2 separate regions of the Homo sapiens genome follow, and region 2 is linked to region 1. Evidence: chromatin loops called from intact Hi-C (ENCODE). Cell type or tissue: PC-9. All regions are shown on one strand. Each heading gives the region's core, and the rest is flanking DNA. Links, peaks and the distances in the headings are about the cores only. Region 1 overlaps RAP1GAP2 (RAP1 GTPase activating protein 2). Region 2 overlaps CTNS (cystinosin, lysosomal cystine transporter).

What was found. Hi-C counts contacts between places; a loop is a spot of excess contacts. Peaks named below come from ENCODE experiments on the same cell type or tissue, not always from the same donor. Only the 100,000 strongest peaks of a DNase experiment are listed, where the experiment ranks them.
Region 2: a loop joins it to region 1, with 19 times the contacts of the local background. A loop is called at or near these places in 7 of 110 quality-filtered maps.

The regions. Positions count from the first base shown.
Region 1 is chr17:2,824,445-2,834,420 of GRCh38, reverse strand. All of the region lies in intron 2 of RAP1GAP2 (RAP1 GTPase activating protein 2), which reads right to left. Among named protein-coding and RNA genes, the nearest start is that of RAP1GAP2, 33 kb to the right of the region's middle. RefSeq lists enhancers at 1,304-1,804, 9,337-9,416. In PC-9, for the core only: CTCF peaks have their summits at 5,613, 5,814 (motif pointing left) and 8,125 (motif pointing left); no DNase peak of the experiment used is centred there; H3K27me3 peaks cover 323 bases.
Region 2 is chr17:3,642,839-3,652,814 of GRCh38, reverse strand. CTNS (cystinosin, lysosomal cystine transporter) reads right to left here. Exons shown (of 12, transcript NM_004937.3): 4 at 5,293-5,371; 5 at 3,884-3,968. LOC105371493 (a long non-coding RNA gene) reads left to right here. Exons shown (of 6, transcript XR_007065579.1): 2 at 226-348; 3 at 1,213-1,391; 4 at 2,554-2,651; 5 at 7,640-7,854. Among named protein-coding and RNA genes, the nearest start is that of CTNS, 11 kb to the right of the region's middle. In PC-9, for the core only: CTCF peaks have their summits at 4,636 and 4,841 (motif pointing right); no DNase peak of the experiment used is centred there.

The DNA of each region.
Region 1 (9,976 bases), core at 1,034-9,033:
AGACTCTAGGTCTCTCAAGGGACCCAGTTCTTAGAACTTGTTCCTGGGTTTGAGATTGGCAGACAAAACCCCTGAACTAGCACAAGGGGAATTGGCTGGCTCAGCTCCTTCAGCAAGGGAAATGCATTTGAGCTTTAAGCTGTGGCTTCCCCCAGGGGCCCTCAGGGCAGAACTTACATCTTAAGAACTGGGATAGGATGAAAATCTAAAGCCAGCCTCTTAAGATGGGTCTGGGGAAGTCAGTGTGGTCAATCCCACAGCCAACTCTCTAGCCACCTCTCTGGTCAGTAAAGCCCTCTGGAGGGCTTTTGAAAAGGAGAAGGTCGAGGTTATTCTCAGCAAAAGACCATGCTGCAAAGACACCAGGCGGGTGCAGGAACTTCAGAGGCCGAGAGTCCACCTGACTTACGGAGGACAGTGCTTCTCTGGGCGGAGGGTACAGCACGCAGGACACAGCCAGAGCTGCTCAGAGGGCTGGAAATCAGGGAATGCAACCACAGCAAGGAGACAGGATGCTTCACCCAACAGACAAGCAACATGTACACTCCTACTAGTGGCATAGAAATTGGCAGGCAATTTGCAGTATGATGAAATAGAAAGTCACCTACCCTATCACCCAGCAATCTCACATCTAGGATTCACTCAAGTCTAGAGAAACACTTTCATGTGTAGACAGTCAACTATGAGGATGTCCACTGTGGCACTTTTCTTTTTTTTTTTTTTTTTTTTTTGAGACGGAGTCTCGCTGTGTCTCCCAGGTTGGAGTGCAGTGGCGAGATCTCGGCTCACTGCAAGCTCCGCCTCCCAGGTTCATGCCATTCTCCTGCCTCAGCCTCCCAAGTAGCTGGGACTACAGGCGCCCGCCAACACACCCGGCTCATTTTTTGTATTTTTAGTAGAAACGGGGTTTCACCGTGTTAGCCAAGATGGTCTCGATCTCCTGACCTCGGCACTTTTCATAAGAGTAAAAACATACCAAGAACAGGCCAGGCGCGGTGGCTCACCCCTGTAATCCCAACACTTTGGGAGGCTGAGGCGGGTGGATCACCTGAGGTCAGGAGTTCAAGACCAGCCTGGCCAACATGGTGAAACCTCATCTCTACTAAATACAAAAATCAGGCATGGTGGTGTGTGCCTGTAATCCCAGCTACCCGGGAGGCTGAGGCAGGAGAATCGCTTGAACCCAGGAGGCAGAGGTTGCAGTGAACCGAGATTGCACCACTGCACTCCAGCCTGGGAGACAGAGCAAGACTCCATCTAAAAAAAAAAAAAAAATTATCAAGAACAACCATTTACAGGAGAAACAGATAAGCAGGGTGTGGTATATTTGTAAGCTGGACCCTAAACTGTGATTAGAAGGAATGAGCTAACTGTGTATGTATGGACATTGATGGTTACTTAAGGTACATGTAAAAATACTGGTTTGTTTTTGTTTTCGTTTTTTTGAGACAGTCTTGCTCTGTGACCCGGGCTGGAGTGCAGTGGTGCGATCTCGCTCATTGCAACCTCTGCCTCCCAAGTTCCAGCAAGTCTCCTGCCTCAGCCCCCCACCGAGTAGCTGGGACTACACGCAAGTGCCACCACGCCCAGCTACTTTTTGTATTTTTAGTAGAGATGGGGTTTCACCATGTTGGCCAGGCTGGACTCGAATTCCTGACCTCGAGCCATCGCCCGCCTCGGCCTCCCAAAGTGCTGGGATTACAGGAGTGAGTCAATGCACCTGGCCAGCCACTGCACCCAGCCCTGTTTAAATATCTAGAAAAGTATGTACCAAACTCTGAACAGTGGCTACTCTGGGGAGGAGAGAAAGGGAATGTCACTGCTGGCCATAGGAGACTTTATCTTTTTTTTTTTTTTTTTTTTGAGATGGAGTCTCGCTCTGTCGCCCAGGCTGGAGTGCAGTGGCGCGATCTCGGCTCACTGCAACCTCCACCTCCTGGGTTCACGCCATTCTCCTGCCTCAGCCTCCCGAGTAGCTGGGACTACAGGTGCCCGCCACAACACCTGGGTAATTTTTTGTATTTTTAGTAGAGATGGGGTTTCACCGTTTTAGCCAGGATGATCTCGATCTCCTGACCTCGTGATCCACCCACCTTGGCCTCCCAAAGTGCTGGGATTACAGGCATGAGCCACCGCGCCCGGCCGAGACTTTATCTTTAATGTTCTGATTGTTTTAAGGAAAATGATTTGGGTTTTTTTGTTTTCTTTTTTTTTTTGGAGACAGAGTCTCACTCTGTCACCCAGACTGGAATGCAATGGCGTGATCTCAGCTCATTGCAAACTCCACCTCCCAGGTTCAAGTGATTCTCCTGCCTCAGCCTCCCGAGTAGCTGGGATTACAGGCACCCACCACCAAGCCCATCTAATTTTTGTATTTTTAGTAGAGACAGGGTTTCGCCATATTGGGCAGGCTGGTCTCGAACTCCTAACCTCGTGATCCGCCCGCCTCAGCCTCCCAAAGTGCTGGGATTAAAAGCGTGAGCCACCACGCCCAGCCTGTTTTTTGTGTTGTTGTTGTTGTTTTTTGAGACAGGGTCTCACTCTGTCACCCAGCCTGGATTGCAATGGCATGATCACAGCTCATGGCAGCCTCAAACTCCTGGGCTCAAGGGATCCTCCAACCTCAGCCTCCCCAGTACCTGGGATTACAGGTGTGCACCACCACATCTAATTTTTTTTATTTTTAGTAGAGATGAGGTTTTGTCATGCTGCCCCCCCACCAGGCTGGTCTCAAACTCCTGGGCTCAAGCAATCCACACACGTTGGCCTCCTACGGTCCTGGGATTACAGGCATGAGCCACCATGCACAGCCAAAAATGTATTCTTATATTACTTACGTTATACAAAATTAAATTTCTGAAAGGAATCATCAGTCTCTAAAATTAAATCCACACCGTTAAATACTACACAGTTATTTTTAAAAGGAATGGGGCAGAGGCAGCAGCAGCTCTCAGTGGTCAGACAGGAATTCTCCAGAGAAAAAGGCAAGATGTAAAACAGTGTTTTGTAGGATATTACCTTTTATTTAAGAAAAAGAAATAGGAGGCTGGGCATGGTGGCTCACACCTGTAATCCCAGCATTTTGGGAGGCTGGAGCAGGCAGATCACCTGAGGTCAGGAGTTCAAGACCAGCCTGGCCAATGTAGTGAAATCCCATCTCTACTAAAAATACAAAAAGTAGCTGGGCGTGGTGGCAGGTGCCTGTAGTCCCAACTACTCGGGAGGCTAAGGCAGGAGAATCCTTGAACCCGGGAGGCAGAGGTTGCAGTGAGCCGAGATCACACCACTGCACTCCAGCCTGGCAACAGAGCAAGACTCCATCTCAAAAAAAGAAAGAAAGAAAAAGAAAGAGGGAAGGGGAGAGGAAGGAAGGGCAGGGGAGGGAGGGGAAGGAAAGGGAGGGGAGAGGAGGGGAGGGGAGGGAAGTGGAGGGAAGGGTAGGGGAAGGGAGGGAAGGGGAGGGGAGGGGAAGGGAGGGAAGGGGAGTGGAGGTAAGAAAAGGATATGCTCATCTTACATGTGAATAAAGAAGCACTGGAAAGAACCTCAAAGTGAATTTTAGAATGTAGGGACAGGGCGGATTGGAGTACAAGCAAATCTTTCTACCACATATATTTTTATATCATTTTGGTTTTAGAACCAACCATGTAAATACATTTACTGTTCAAAATCTTTTTTTTAGTTTTTGTTTTGTTTTGTTTTGTTTTGAGACAGAGTCTCATTCTGTCGCCCAGGCTGGAGTGCAGTGGTGTGATCTCGGCTCACTGCAACTTCCGCCTCCCAGGTTCAAGCGATTCTCCTGCCTCAGCTTCCTGAGTAGCTGGGACTACAGGCGCCCGCCACCACGCCCAGCTAATTTTTGTATTTTTAGTAGAGACGGGGTTTCACCATGTTAGCCAGGATGGTCTCGATCTCTTGACATCGTGATCTGCCCGCCTCGGCCTCCCAAAGTGCTGGGATTACAGGCGTGAGCCACCACACCCGGCCATCTTTTTTAATTTTTTGAGACGGAGTTTTCCTCTGTCGCCCAGACTGGAGTGCAATGGCACGATCTCCTCGGCTCACTGCAACCTCCGCCTCATGGGTTCAAGCTATTCTCCTCCCTCAGCCTCCCGAGTAGCTCGAATTACAGGCATGCACCACCACACCCAGCTAATTTTTTTGTGTTTTTAGTACAGACAGGGTTTCACCATGTTGGCCAGGCTGGTCTTGAACTCCTGACCTCAAGTGATCCGCCCACCTCGGCCTCCCAAAGTGCTGGGATTACAGGGTCCTGTTGTAAGGTGCTAGACTTCCCACCCAGTGGGAGGCTTTAAGAGAGTAAACTCTTACTTACATTCAACAATAATGTATTGTACACTTAAAAGTCTGTTAAGAGGGTAGAGTTCATGTTATGTGTTCTCACCACAACAAAATAAAATACTGTAAACTTTAACTTTAGAGGAAAAAGTAAAGTAAAATAAAGAGACTGCCAGGTACGGTGGCTCACAACTGTAATCCCAGCCTCTCGAGAGACTGAGGCAGAAGGATCTCTTGAAGCCAGGAATTCAAGACTAGCCTGGGCAACATAGCAAAATCTCATCTCAAAAAAAAAAAAAAAAAATTTAAGAGAGAGAGACCAGGCTCTTAACCACCATGGTACTCACAGACCAAAGCCAAGGACCCCTCAACCTGCAGCCCTAACTCTGACATCCGACAGCCAGGAGGCCACCACCAGGCTCTGGCCAGCTTAGTCTCCCCTGAGAAATAATTCACAGAGCACGGAGTATAGGGCAGAAGCGTACTTCTGTTGACAAAAATGACTCTTTCATAACAAGCCCTTCGGTGAGCTCTTGTGCAGCTGTTCTGTGCCATCTGCTTTGCCATCCAGTTCTCCCTTCTCACATGAAGACAGGGCTGCCTGCTAGAGGGGCTGGAGGTGAGCAGGGCATGGCACTGGGAGGTGGGTCCATGGGCTCCAGGAGAGAAGGGTCGCTGGGACCATTTTCTACCGACGGGGTCACGACCCCAGCCCCAGCCCTTTATGGAGATCTGAAGCCACGGGAAGGAAGGGTAGGCAATGGGATGAGAAACAGCACCTTCCTGATCCTAAGTCACCACCCGCTCCATCTGAGCTACATCAGGAAAGCAAGTAATTGGCCGGGCATGGTAGCTCAGGCCTGTAATCCCAGTACTTTTTAAGGCTGAGGCGGGTGGATCACCTGAGGTCAGGAGTTTGAGACTAGCCTGGCCAACATGGCGAAACCCCGTCTCTACTAAAAATACAAAAAATTAGCCGGGCGTGGTGGCGGGTGCCTGTAATCCCAGCTACTCAGAAGGCTGAGGCAGGAGAATCGCTTGAACCTGGGAGGCAGAGGTTGCAGTGAGCCCAGATCGTGCCACTGCACTCCAGCCTGGGCGACAGAGCGAGGTTTCCCAAAAAAAAAAAAAAAAAAAGCAAGTAATTAATCTTTGAGACAGGAACCTGCCCCCCCAGGGAGCAATGAGAGAGGGAGGAGAAGAGACCAAGGGAGCAAAAAGAAAAGCAAAAGGAGAGAGCAAAGACACAGATACCCAGAAACCGGGAGGGAAGTCACCTCTGGAGAGGGAGCAAGCAAAGAAACACTGAAAGCAAGACCCGTTGGGGAAGGAGAACAGCCAGGAAACCATTACAACTGCTCTTCTGCCCCCGGCCAGGGCTTATCTCCCCAGAGGGTGGAGGTAGAGCCTGTGATGAGCCCACAGCCAGAATCACAAACCTGAGGTCAAAGAACCCGCGGCCCCACCTGCTCTCCCAGCCATGCCCGGGCAGTCCTGGGCCAACAGTGCCACCTGCTGGCGGACGGGGAAACTGTGTTCCCATCCACCCGCTCTTCCCGCCGGCTCTTCAGGGGCCTCCTTCCTCATCTTCACACCTGCCAAGCCTGTTCCCACCACCTGGAATGCTCTTCCCCAGACAGCTTCACACTGGCTCCTTTTCTTCCTTCGGGTCTCCTTCAAATGCCACTTCTTTTTTTTTTTCAACTTTCACTGAATTTAGGGTAAGTCACTGGGCATTGCTAGGAAATCGCAGTATTATTTTTGTTTGTTTGTTGTTGTTTTTGAGATGGAGTCTCACTGTCGCCCAGGTTGGAGTGCAATGGCGCGATCTCGGCTCACTGCAACCTCCGCCTCCCAGGTTCAAGCGATTCTCCTGACTCAGCCTCCCGAGTAGCTGGGATTACAGGCGTGCACCACCACACCCTGCTAATTTTTGTATTTTTAGTAGAGATAGGGTTTCCCCATGTTAGCCAGGCTGGTCTCGAACTCCTGACCTCAAGTGATCCGCCAGCCTTGGCCTCCCAAAGTGTTGGGATGACAGGCGTGAGCCACCGCACCCGGCCCAGGATAAGTTAAATTCTAAGACCCAAACTAGTTTTGGTCAAGTGCTCGGCTCATCTCATGCTTGCAGGCCCAGGGACGGCCTCTTGTGGCTCCCCCACAGGGAAGGGCTGGCCGGAGCAGTAGCTGGCCTCCAGCCTGAGAGCCTCTGCCACGCTCCCCCTGGGCCCCCACCGTCACTGGCGTGCCTGCTGCAACCGATCGTGTATGAACCCTCCCCCTTGTTTTTCAAGGGGATTTTTTTTTTTTCTAATAGGAAGCTGATAAAAAGCAACCAAAGAGATGCTGACCAGATGGGATGAATGAGATCCCAGTTCCCAGTCAGAGCTCAAACTGGCTGGTGCCGGGTGGGCTGGGAGAAGAGCTTGGGGATTACAGGCAGGTACCACCACGCCCGGCTAATTTTTGTATTTTTAGTAGAGAGGGGGTTTCACCATGTTATCCAGGCTGGTCTTGAACCCCTGACCTCAGGTGATCCACCCGCCTTGGCCTCCCAAAGTGCTGGGATTACAGGCATGAGCCACCGCGCCAGGCCTCAAATGTCCCTTCTATGGAGAGGCTCTTCCTGACCACCCACCCAGGGTAGCCCCTTCCCCCAGCCCCGAGCCCCACCCTCATCGCCTCACTGTTCTATTTCCTTCGCAGGACTGGGCACTGTCTGAAACCATCTGCGTTCTTCATTCTGTTCTCATCTGCCTCCCTGACTAGAAAGTGCCACAAAACCCAACAGGGTCTGAATTGTCCACTTTTGTAGGACTCACACTCAGAACACGCTTTGGGAATGAGAGCTGTTGGATGTGCGAGTGGGTATCCACTCAGCTGAGCTCTCCTGAGCTAAAGAGCCCAACCACACACACCCCTGGGACGATCCACAAGCTCCTCAAACGCACCACACTCAAGGCCGAAGGCATCATCTTCTCTGCTACTAGGCTTCCCTCCTGCCTCACCCACGTGACTACTTTGCAAATCCCCCAAATGTGAAACCCCCATTTCCATGGGACTTTCTCTTTCTTTCTTTCTCTCTCTCTTTCTTTCTTTCTCTCCTCTCTCTCTCTCGAAACGGAGTCTCGCTGTGACACCAGGCTGAAGTGCAGTGGTGTCATCTCGGCTCACTGCAACCTCCCATTCCCAGGTTCAAGCGATTCTCTTGTCTCAGCCTCCCAAGTAGCTGGGACTACAGGCGTACGCCACCACGCCCAGCTAATTTTTATATTTTTAGTAGAGACGGGGTTTCGCCATGTTGGCCAGGATGGTCTCGATCTCTTGACCTCGTGATCCGCCCGCCTCAGCCTCCCAAAGTGTTGGGATTACAGGCGTGAGCCACCGCGCCCGGCCGGAAATCCTCCTTTCATGCTGCACGTGGGCTAGATGCCTGGGCTCAGGATTCACCTTCTTAGGACCCTAGCCTGGCCCTCCCCTCCAACCCCAGCCAAGAGGACATTCAGGCCCCACCCCTCCTCAGGAGCACAGCAAGCATCTCCTCCCTTCCGCAATCCATCCCCAAAGCTCCCAAGGCCGCCTTCCCAAGTCACCAAGGAGACAGGCGGTTCCCCCATCCCGCTCTTCCAGGGCACCCGTCATCTCGCCGGCAACACACTCAGAGCCTCCCCGAGCGGATCCCCACCCTCGCCTCTGGCTGTTTCCTGCCATGTCCCTCCATCCATTTCGAGAGCCTGGCTCACCGCTTCTCAAACAGCTCTACACACTTCCCCACCCACCCGCAGCCTTTGCCCTTACTGTTTCCTCAGTGTGAAATGCCCCCTGCAGGCCAGGCATGGTGGCTCACGCCTGTAATCCCAGCACTTGGGGAGGCCGAGGCGGGGAGATCACGAGGTTAGGAGATTGAGACCATCCTGGCTAACACGGTGAAACCCTGTGTCTACTAAAAATACAAAAAAAAAAAAAAAAAAAAATTTGCTGGGCGTGGTGGTGGGTGCCTGTAATCCCAGCTACTCGGGAAGCTGAGGCAGCAGAATCGCTTGAACCTGGGAGGAGGAAGTTGCAGTGAGCCGAGATGGCACCACTGCACTCCAGCCGGGGCGACAGAGCAAGACTCCGTCTCAAAAAAAAAAAAAAACAGAAAGAAAGAAAGAAAAAAGAAAAAAAATGCCCCCTGCAACCTTCTCTTCCTAGGGATTCCTTTTCAACCTTCCAGCGCCGCCTCCTTCAAGAAGCCTTCCCTCATTCCACCAGGAAGAATATCTCTATTGGCACTGCCTCATGCTTTGCAGATGACTGTTAAATGTCTGTTTCCTCCAGAGACTGTGAGTTCCTTGGATGCGGGCACCAGACCCTCTTCACACCTAAACGCTCTGTCTTCAGTAACAGCTGCAGTCACGAGCACTAACTCTGCGCCAAGCACCATGCTAAGTGCTTTTCCTATGTTAGCTCATTTCATCCTCAAACATCCCTGTGAGACAGGGACGCTCCTTATCTTCACTTTCCGGATGGGAAAACAAGCTCAGAGAGGTTCAGACGGTTGCCCAAGGTAACCCCAGCAGTGAGTGGCAGAGCCAGGATTCAACAAAGGGATCCCCGGCTCCTAAAACAGAGGCGGCTGGCTACAAATAGGAGCTCGATGAATATTCATCAGATAAACAAACAGCTTCATTTCTCCTGCCTCTGGCCTCGGTGCTGTCAACAGCTCAGTCAAAGCGTGAACACTCATGTTCTTGCTTCCTGTATTCCAATTCTGACCCAGTTCCAACAGCAAAGTTTCTTCTCTTCCCTTCTCCCTCCTCTTGCCCAAATCATGAGCCAAAAACAACCCTGCGGAGACAGGCTGGAGAGATGCTGCTGCTAGGCCTGTGTTTGAAAGGGAAGATGGGACTAGGTGTGGTGGCTCACACCCATAATACCAGCAATTTAGGAGGCCAAGGTGGGAGGATCACTTGAGGCCAGGAGTTCAAGACCAGCCTGGACAGCATAGCAAGACCCCATCTCTATAAGAAACATTTTAAAAATTAGCCAGGTGTGGTGGCACATGCCTGTCATCCCAGCTACGCAGGAAGATTGCTTGTGCCATGAGTTCAAGGCTGCAGTGAGCCACAATTATGCCACTGCACTCCAGCCTGGGGGACAGAGCAACACCTTGTCTCCTAAAAGAGGAAGTGGTGCAGGGAGGCAGCATGATACGTTTTGGGGTAAAATTGGACATTGTACAGAGGCTTCCCTCAAACAGTCCAGGTGCTTCCTTTCGAACCACCACAGGCATCTCCAGCCGCCGCCTCCTCCTCCTCTCTGGCCAAGCCTCTGCTTCTACTTAGTCAACAGAATTTGTGACCCATATGCTATTTCTTTTTTTTTTTTTTTTTTTTTTTGAGACAGAGTTTCGCTTTTGTCACCCAGGCTGGAGTGCAATGGCGCAATCTCGGCTCACTGCAACCTCCGCCTCCCAGGTTCAAGCAATTCTCCTGCCTCAGCCTCCCGAGTAGCTAGGATTACAGGCATGCACCACCATGCCCGGCTAATTTTTGTATTTTTAGTAGAGACAGGGTTTCTCCACGTTGAGGCTGGTCTCGAACTCCTGACCTCAGGTGATCTGCCCGCCTCGGCCTCCCAAAATGCTGGGATTACAGGCGTGAGCCACCATGCCCGGACTTTTTTTTTTTTTTGA
Region 2 (9,976 bases), core at 808-8,807, 820 kb before region 1:
TGGCTCTTTTATTTTCCTGCCACTCACTTTTTCTTATTTTTAACAGATATTCCTTGCAACGTTGCTTGCATATTTGTTAAGTGGCCACTAAATCCCTTCTGGAACTAGGCAGGGAGAAAATCAGTCGATTGACCGATACAAGACAGAATGAAGTGATAATCGCTACCTTTCACTGAGTGCTTTCTATGTGCCAGGGACAATCCTAGACATTTTTTATTTTTTTAGATGGAGTTTTGCTCATGTCACCCAGGCTGGAGTGCAATGGCATGATTTCGGCTCGCTGCAACCTCTGCCTCCCGGGTTCAAGTGATTTTCCTGCCTCAGCCTCCTAAGTAGCTGGGATTACAGGTACTTGCCACCACGCTTGGCTAATTTTTGTATTTTTAGTAGAGACTGGGTTTCATCATGTTGGCCAGGCTGGTCTTGAGCTCCCAACCTCAGGTGATCTGCCTGCCTCGGCCTCCCGAAGTGCTGGGATTACAGGCATGAGCCACCGTGCCCAGTCAATCCTAGACATTTTATACTTGTTTGTGCTTTTAATCTTCACAAGGCTGTCAAGTAAACATTATTCACTGTACAGCTACGAATAAGGAGACGGTGCTATATTGGGGTGAAGTGCCTTACCCAAGGCTCACAGGCCTGGCTCCTAGACCACTCAACTCCCATGTTCTAACCAGAGGCTTCCAGCATCACGGGTAGTAGAGGGGAGTGGTGAGAGTTGGGTGGGGAAGGGCCAGTGAGGCAGGAGCCTGAAAAGGTAGGTTGGTGCCCATCAATGCCATCTCACACCAATGGTTTGACTCTCATTGTTAAAGACTTTTCTTTTCTTTTCTTTTTTTTTGAGACAGGGTCTCATTCTGTCACCCAGGCTGGAGTGCAGTGGCGTGATCTCAGCTCACTGCCACCTCTGCCTCCCGGGTTCAAGTGATTCTCCTGCCTCAGCCTCCTGAGTAGCTGGGATTATAGGCGCACACCACTACCACCTGGCTAATTTTTGTATTTTTAGTAGAGACGGGGTTTCACCATGTTGGCCAGGCTGGTCTTGAACTCCTGACCTCAGGTGATCCGCCCACCTCGGCCTCCCAAAGTGCTGGGATTACAGATGTAATCCCACGGTGCCCAGCCTCTCACTGTTGAAGACTTTTTTAAAAACTGAACTATGACATATAGGTAGAGAAGTACACACATCACAGCTTGATGAAATGTCTACAGACTGAATGCATCCAGCTCCCAGATGAAGAAATGAAACATTCCCAAGTCCTCGGAACCCCTGCTTGCTTCCTCCAGCCTCCGCTGGCCCCGAGGGTCACTGCTACCCTGACTGACACCATGGATTTGCTGGATCTGTTTGTGCTTCAGGTTCAAGGACTCCTACAGCCAAGGCTTGTTTGGTATCTTTTTTGATTTTAAAAAGAGGACACTTTGGCCAGGCGTGGTGGCTCCTGTAATCCCAGCACTTTGGGAGGCCGAGGTGGGCGGATCGCCTGAGGCCAGGAGTTCAAGACCAGCCTGGCAAACATGGTGAAACCCCATCTCTACTAAAAACACAAAAATTAGCCGGGTGTGGTGGTGTGTGCCTGTAATCCCAGCTACTCGGGAGGCTGGGGCAGGATAATTGATTAAACTTGGGAGGTGGAGGTTGCGGTGAGCTGAGATTGCGCCATTGCACTCCAGCCTGGGCTACAAAGTGAGACTCTGTCTCAATCAATCAATGGCCGGGCCAGTGGCTCACACCTGTAATCCCAGCACTTTAGGAGGCCGTGGCGGGTGGATCACCTCAGGTCAGGAGTTCAAGACCAGCCTAGTCAACATGGTGAAACCCCATCTCTACTAAAAATACAAAAATTAGCTGGGCCTGGTGGTGGGCGCCTATAATCCCAGCTACTTGGGAGGCTGAGGCAGGAGAATCGCTTGAACCCAGGAGGCAGAGGTTGCAGGGAGCTGAGATTGCGCCACTTTACTCCAACCTGGGCGACAGAGTGAAGCTCTGTCTCTAAACAAATAAATAAAATAAAAAATAAATGAATACATAAAAATAAAAAGATGACACTTTGACTTCGATGTTTGGCCCTAAACGAAGCAATCAGCATCTGTTCCTCCCAGAGTCAGAATTTAATCTGTGGATCAGAGGGCTGTGCTGTGGGAACCCACCGGCTCTGCATGCTGGCCTCACACCCTGGGCAAGAGGGGAGGTGTGGGAAATGGCACTAACAAGGTGCTCACCAGCGGGGAGAGCTCCCTCTCATGCGGGGTCCTCTTAGCTGGACACTCCGAGATCCCCTCTCAGCAATGCTGTTATTTTTAAACATTTTATTTTTATTTTTAATTTTTTAGAGACAGAGTCTTGCTCCAACACTCAGGCTGGAGGGCAGTGGTACAGTCATGGCTCACTGCAGCCTTGAGTTCCTGGGCTCAAGTGATTCTCCTGCCTCAGCCTCCCAAGTAGCTGGGATTACAGGTGCACATCTCTGCAGCCAGCGATGCTATATTTTTCAGATCACAGGTTCCCACATGCTGGAGACTGATCGTGTTTCACTCCTGTTTGCTTCCTAGGGGGCTCAGAGCTGATTTGCAGCCCATCTTGATGTGCCTCATGGCTACTGATCTCATCCCTGCATTCTTCTCCTCCTGCTTCCACCAGCTTTATTAAGGTATCATTGACAAATAAAAAGTGTATATATTTGCAGTATATAACGTGATGCTTTGATGTATGCATACATTGTGAAATGACTAAATCAAGCTAATTAATATCCATCATCTCAGATACTTATCTTTTTTTTGTTGTTGTTACGAACGTGAGTAGCTAGGACTATAGGTGCAAGCCACTGCACCCAGCTGTGGTGGGAACATTTAGGATCTATCTCTTAGCAGTTTTTAGGCATGCAGTAATACATGATTGTTAACTATATCGCCAGGTTGTACAATAGCTCTCCAGAAGTTATGCGCCCTGAGTGACTTGCGTTCATCTTGTTATTTAAACCCTTATTTGCCACCTCCTCTGTGGATGCTTTTTATCTAATTGAATAGCAACTGGCTCAAATGCTCAGTAAGGTGGGAGCAGGGTACACACAAATAGATACATGCATAAAGCTATGGGTAATGATCGCTATTAGATCACACGGCCTCTGGCACTGGTTTTTGGAAACGACACCCAACCAGTGGTGTCTCAGAATGAGGCTTCACAAACCTTAATGTGGACTCAAACCATTTGGGGATCTTGCTAGTGTGCTGACTTTGAATCAGTAGGTTTGGGATGGGGCCTGAGATGCTGTGTTCCTAAGGAAGCCCAATTCTCTGGTCCTTGAATGCCCTTTGAGCAGCCAGGCCTTGAAAATTGTAAGAACTTTTTTTTTTTTTTTTTTTGAGAAGGAGTCTCACTCTGTCACCCAGGCTGGAGTGTAGTGGGGCCATCTAGGCTCACCCCAACCTCCGCCTCCTGGGTTCAAGTGATCCTCCTGCCTCAGCCTCCCAAGTGGCTTGGATTACAGGTGCATGCCACCACGACTGGCTAATTTTTGTATTTACTTTAGTAGAGATGGGGTTTCACCATGTTGATCAGGCTGGTCTCGAACTTCCTACCTCAGGTGACCCGCTCACCTTGGCCTCCCAGAGTGCTGGGATTACAGGCGTGAGCCACCACTCCCGGTAAGAACGTTTACATTCCCAGAACCATTTTTGCCTCAGGTTCCTCACTATCACCTTCTTAATTCCATCTAATGGCATGTGATACTCATCCCCAAAAGACACCAACAAAGCCAAAATCACAGATTTCTAGGTTGATGGAACAGGGGCCGCCTAGGAGACCTGTTTCCACCAGCTCTTAATTCAAATGTGTTCTGTTACCTAGCATTTCCCTACCCATCCGTTAAGATTGGTTACTTACTTCATCGGGGAGCTCAAGGATAGTAATATTTTTGGAACGAAATGTGATTTCAAAAGTGATCACCAGGGTTGCATTTAATGGTGGCCTGTGGAGGACAAGAGTCTAATTACTGCTGAGAAGCTGGACAGTGAGATCTCAACCAACCCTCTGGATTTCACATCTGGCCTTCAACTCTCAAGCAGTTAGGCTTAGGAAATGCTAGGTGCTCCACCCTGATGGGTAGCCAGGTGGAAATCGTGCTCCCGTAGGCCTTCCTGTCTTAATCAGGAGACCAGGTGTCTGTCCCTTCAGGGTAGGGTGAGAACAGAGAAGAAAGCAAGGTGGGTGTGAATGACAAATGAGGCATCTGGAGGCCCAGGACCGTGGCTCCCTGCTCCGGTGGGAAAGGCTTCCCAGAGAGTCGGGTCTGAGTGGGGCCTTGTGTGAGGGCCAGCATTTGACTGAAGGAGGAGAGGGCTCAGGCAGGGAATGAGGAGGGAGCAGTCCGGACTTGGAAAGCTGGGAGAGGCATCTGACGGGAGAAGGCAGATGTGCTGGCTGGAAGCCGTCTTCTGGGCCCTGGCCCTGGGTTTAGAGGCCTGGAGTTAATCTGAAAGGCAGTGGGAGGCCACTCCAGGGGCCTGGACAGTTGTGGTAAGAGATGACTTGTAAGATTTGCAGGGGGAGGGTGTGCAGAGACAGAAGGAGCTGGGAGCGGAATGGCAGGCCTGCTAGGGGCCTCGGAACCAAAGCTTTGCTTTCAGGCCAGATCTCGCAGGAGAGGCGAGGAAGGGGGAAAGGCATAAAGAGAGAAGGAGAGGGTTCTAGGTCTTCTTCATCAGGGAATCCTCACGGCTGGGAGGCAAGGGAAGGACAAAGCAGCTAAGAGCAGAGAAGGCAGAGGCAGCCTCCCTGGCACAGACTGGACTAGGTCGCGACGTTTGTGCCTAAGCCAGCAGGTGGCAGCAAGTGAGACTCCCAGACAAGGCCCAGCATGAGCGGCATTCACCCGACGTGGCCACTCCTGCTTCTGAAAGCAACCTCAGAAGTGCCAACCAGCAGCTCAGCTCCCTGCCCCTTGACCTTCAGGGCTCTCTTCAAATACTTAGTCTTAGAAAGAATCGCTTTGAAATCTGGCCTCAACACCGGTCACACAGGACTCTTCCCATGCGGGGAAAAGACGCACGTCTCTGGGAGAAGCACCCCTTCCTTCTCCTGCCAGGGAAAGTGAGGACTCAGGGTGGGGGTCAGCCTTTGCGATCCCATCCTGCAGCCCGGGGCTAGCACCATCCCTTTTTCTAGGGCTTGTCTTACAGGTAAGAGGCAAGAATAGCGCATCTGAAATCTGAACAGACTGAGCCAGGGGTCAGCCCTGACCCAGCTGCGGGGCCTGAGCGGAGCTGAGCACAGCGCCAGGCCCAGGAACTTACCGCAGGGTGAGGCTGACGTTGGTCGAGCTGCCGTTCTCCAGCTTTACGACAGGAGGAACAGTGAGGCTGACGCTTGACTCTGGAAGGACCCAAATCAATGACATGAGGCACTGGGTCAGAGTTCAGGCCTGTGACAGAAAACTGGGCCGAAACCCCTGACATCTGAACTCCTGAGCTCTGACTCTCTGACGAGCCCTATTCTGTGATGGGACTGCAAACACAGGCCCTGGTTAGCTTCCTTCCCCACCTGCTGCCAGAGACAGAGATGGAGGAAAACAGGCCTGAGCAGGAAACGCCGGAGCGTCCTCCTCCCGCTGCGATGACAGGCTCTGAGAGTCTGCGGCTGAGTTAACCAGAGATTGTTAGAGAACCATGGAGCCCAAAAATCATTACAGGGGAATTCCAGCGTGACCTGGGAGCGTAAAAGGCAGCCGTGAACCACCTCTTCAGATGAAAGCACAGGGGTCTCCTCTGTTCATGAAGTCAAAATGGTCCTGAAGAACTGGGCCAGCCCCTTTCCTGCACTCTCAGAGAGACACATGGGCCCAGCTAATGAGTTTCTAAGGAGCCCTTTGGGGTCCCTTCCCAACCCAGCTCACCCTGGCACTGGTCCCCTTCCTGGGGCTGACTATCTGCGGGGTACTGGAGGAGGAAGGGTGAATAGTTGTTTCACTCTGAGATTTCTTCTTGGCATTAAGCTGTTAACTCAGAATCAAGTTGACAAACAGGCCCCCAGATGAGGGAAGAAGCAGATCTGGGTCTTAGGGTCTTAGAAAACCATCGTGGGGCTGGGCGTGGTGGCTCACGCTTAGAAACCTGGCGCTTTGGGAGGCCAAGGCGGGAGGACTGCTTGAGCCCAGGAGCTGGAGATCAGCCTGGGCAACACAGAAAGACTCTGTTTCTACAGAATATTTTCTTAAAAAAAGAAAGAAAACTGGGCAGGCGTGGTGGCTCATGCCTGTAATCCCAGCCTTTTGGGAGGCCGAGGCAGGTGGATCACGAGGTCAGAGGATCAAGACCGTCCTGGCCAACATGGTGAAACCCTGTCTCTACTAAAAATACAAAAAATTAGCTGGGTTTGGTGGCATGCACCTGTAGTCCCGGCTACTTTGGAGGCTGAGGCAGAGAACTGCTTGAACCTGGAAGGCAGAGGTTGCAGTGAGCTGAGATCGCTACTGCATTCCAGCCTGGGCAACAGAGCGAGACTCCATCTCAAAAAAAAAAAAAAAAGAAAGAAAACCCTCTTGCAAGGCCAACTAGCCCAGAGCACCGGACTGAGTAAGCCTCTCTTTGTGTGCTTCCTGTATTCTTTGTGCAGCCCCGTCCCAGCCTCTGCTCCCAGGGGTACTGGAAGGCTCATGCCACACCTGCCATCTCACTTCCCCTGCCTGATTGCCTTCAGGGTTACACACAGCCTGGGGTTATGGTCATGACTCTAGGCCGGGCGGGGAAGCAGGTGCATGACTGTGATGAGGAGCGTCTTTGCAACGGCAGAGGCTGCCAGCATGCCCGGTTCCCCGACCCAGACCCCGTCACTCAGACCCCCCAGGCCCAGTTCCCCCCACCCAGACCCTGTCACTCAGACCCCTCAAAGGCAGATGAATTGAGATCTGAAATTTTAGACGCTTGGGTTGGAAGGAAACTTTTTTTTTTTTTTTTTTTTGAGACAGAGTCTCGCTTTGTTGCCCAGGCTGGAGTGCAGTGGCATGATCTTTGCTCACTGCAACCTCTGCCTCCTGGGTTCAAGTGATTCTCCTGTCTCAGCCTTCCAAGTAGCTGGAATTATAGGCATGCAGCACCACGTCTGGCTAATTTTTGTATTTTTAGTAGAGATGAGGTTTCACCATGTTGGCCAGGCTGGTCTTGAACTCCTGACATCAGGTGATCTGCCTGCCTTGGCCTTCCAAAGCGCTGGGACTACAGGTGTGAGCCACCATACCTGGCCCGGAAGGAAACTTAAAGTTACCCAATTTGACCTCTGATTCTCCGCCTCAATACTCCTACCTGGTAGTTTCTCTTCCTCTGTAACCTCGTCTCCTCTAAGGAGATCACAGCCTGAAGCTTGCCCTGCCAGGCCAGGCTCTGCTACCCAGAGCCTCTCAGACCCTGAGAGCTGCCTTCTCCATGCTCAGCACATGTGAATACAGATGGAAGCTCTGTCCCAAGTCCGTAGGTCCCCACAGTCCACAATCTCCAGTCCCCTGCTGGCTGGCTGGGCTCCTCAGAACAGGATGTCCCCTGGCCCTTGCAGAGGCCAAGGTGCTCAGAGCGGCAAAAGGCAGTCCCTTCCTTATGTGGAGCCTCAGAGCCTGGAAGCCGCTGTGGCGAGTCTGCCCTTCTTTTTCAGGCTCACTGTTCTGAGGTCATTCTGAGGATTTCTTCTGGGCTTGCATAGCTGGGACTTCCTGTACCACCAGTTCAATTCTGCCTAGAGCTGAGGACCATGCCAGATAAGCAAGTCCCACAACCAGCCACTGCTCAGGACAGGATGCTGAAAGTGATGCTGGGCGGCCAGCCAGACTCTGGATCCCTAGGGCTCTGCCAGAGGTAGTGGAGGTCAAGGTGAGTGGGAGATCTACATGGCTACAGAGCTCCTACAATCTTTGCATATAGGAGGTTGAGGGCCGGGCACAGCGGCTCACACCTGTAATCCTAACACTTTGGGAGGCCGAGGTAGGTGGATCACCTGAGGTCAGGATTTGGAGACCAGACTAGCCAATATGGCGAAACCCCATCTCTACCAAAAAGACAAAAAATTAGGCCGGGCGCGGTGGCTCAGGCCTGTAATCCCAGCATTTTGGGAGGCCGAGGCAGGTGGATCACGAGGTCAGGAGATAGAGACCATCCTGGCTAACATAGTGAAACCCTGTCTCTACTAAAAATACAAAAAATTAGCTGGGCGTGATGGCAGGCGCCTGTAATCCCAGCTACTCGGGAGGCTGAGGCAAGAGAATCACTTGAACCCAGGAAGCGGGGGCTGCAGTGAGCTGAGATTGCGCCACTGCTCTCCAGCCTGGGTGACAGAGTGAGACTCCGTCTCAACAAAATAGAATAAAATAAAAAAATAAAATAGGAGTTTGTGAACACTCCAAGAACCAGACCAGAGAATGTTTATTCCCTCCTTCTTTAGCACCACAGAAAACTGAGGTGCTCAGCAACTGAGATATTGGGCTCCAAAGTCACGCAGTTCCATCCTGGCTCTGACACTTCCTAGCTGTGTGACCATGGGTAAGGTACTTACCCTCTCTGAGCCTCCATTTCCTTATCTGTACAGTGGGGAGAATACCAAGACCTATCTGAATGAGTCATGGTGAAGATACAATGTAGCAATGTTTGTAACATGTTTTCCACAAAGCCCAGATGCTAAATAATTGTTACTATTATTATCATCACATGATAACTGCAGGATATTTTTAGCCCAAGGTGGGAGGCAGTTAGGAAGCTGGCCCCCCAAGTCTAAAATCTTTACATTGTATCAGATTTACAAAATGAGTCACAACACCATCCTGAGTTCCTCCTAAAGAGAGTGATCATGGCTCACTGCAGCTTTGACCCCGCCAGGCTCAAGCCATCCTCCCACCACTGCCGCCTCTCACCTCAGTAGCTACGAACACAGGCATGCACCACCACACCCAGCTAATTAAAAAAAAATTTTTGGCCGGGTGCGGTGGCTCACGCCTGTAATCCCAGCACTTTGGGAGGCTGAGGCGGTCAGATCACTTGAGGTCAGGAGTTTGAGACCAACCTGGCCAACATGGTGAAACTCTGTCTCCACTGAAAATACAAAAATTAGCCGGATGTGGTGGCGCACGTCTACAAACCCAGCTACTTGGGAGGCTGAGGCACTAGAATCGCTTGAACCCGGGAGGCAGAGGTTGCAGTGAACTGAGATCACGCCACATTGCACTCCAGCCTGTGCAACTGAGTGAGAATCCGTTTAAAAAAAAATTTTTTTTTGTAGAGATGGGGTCTCACTATGTCGCTCACGCTGGTGTCAAATTCCTGTGCCCAAGTGATCCTCCCTCTTTGGCCTCCCAAAGTGTTGGGATTACAGGTATGAGCCACCATGCTTGGCCAGGTTTTTAAAATTAATTCTTATAGGCCTCTCTCCCACTCTGCACCTACCCAATACCAGCTACTCTGCTATACACCGAGCTCCCATTTTCTAATTATTACAAAAGTGAGAGGTAGGCATTTTTTTTTGTTTTTGAGACAGAGTCTTGCTCTGTCGCCCAGGCTGGAGTGCAGTGGCACGATCTCGACTCACTGCAACCTCTGCCTCCCGGGTTCAAGCAATTCTCCTGTCTCAGCCTCCCGAGTAGCTGGGACTATAGGCGCCCGCCACCACGCCCGACTAATTTTTTGTATTTTTGGTAGAGACGGGATTTCACCATGTTAGCCAGGATAGTCTCGATCTCCTGACCTTGTGATCCACCCTCCTTGGCCTCCCAAAGGGCTGGGATTACAGGCGTGAGCCAACGCGCCAGGCCGAGGTAGGCATTATTATTCCTATTTTACATTTCAGGAAACTGAGCATTCTAAGAGGAAAGGTTTCTTGCCCACACAGCTTGAAAATGGTGAGGGCAAGATTCAAACTTAGGCCTGTCTAGTCCAAAGCCCAGGTTCTTGCCATGAGGCTGCACTGCCTCAAGATTCCACCCAGAGAAGTCAGAGACAGACAAGT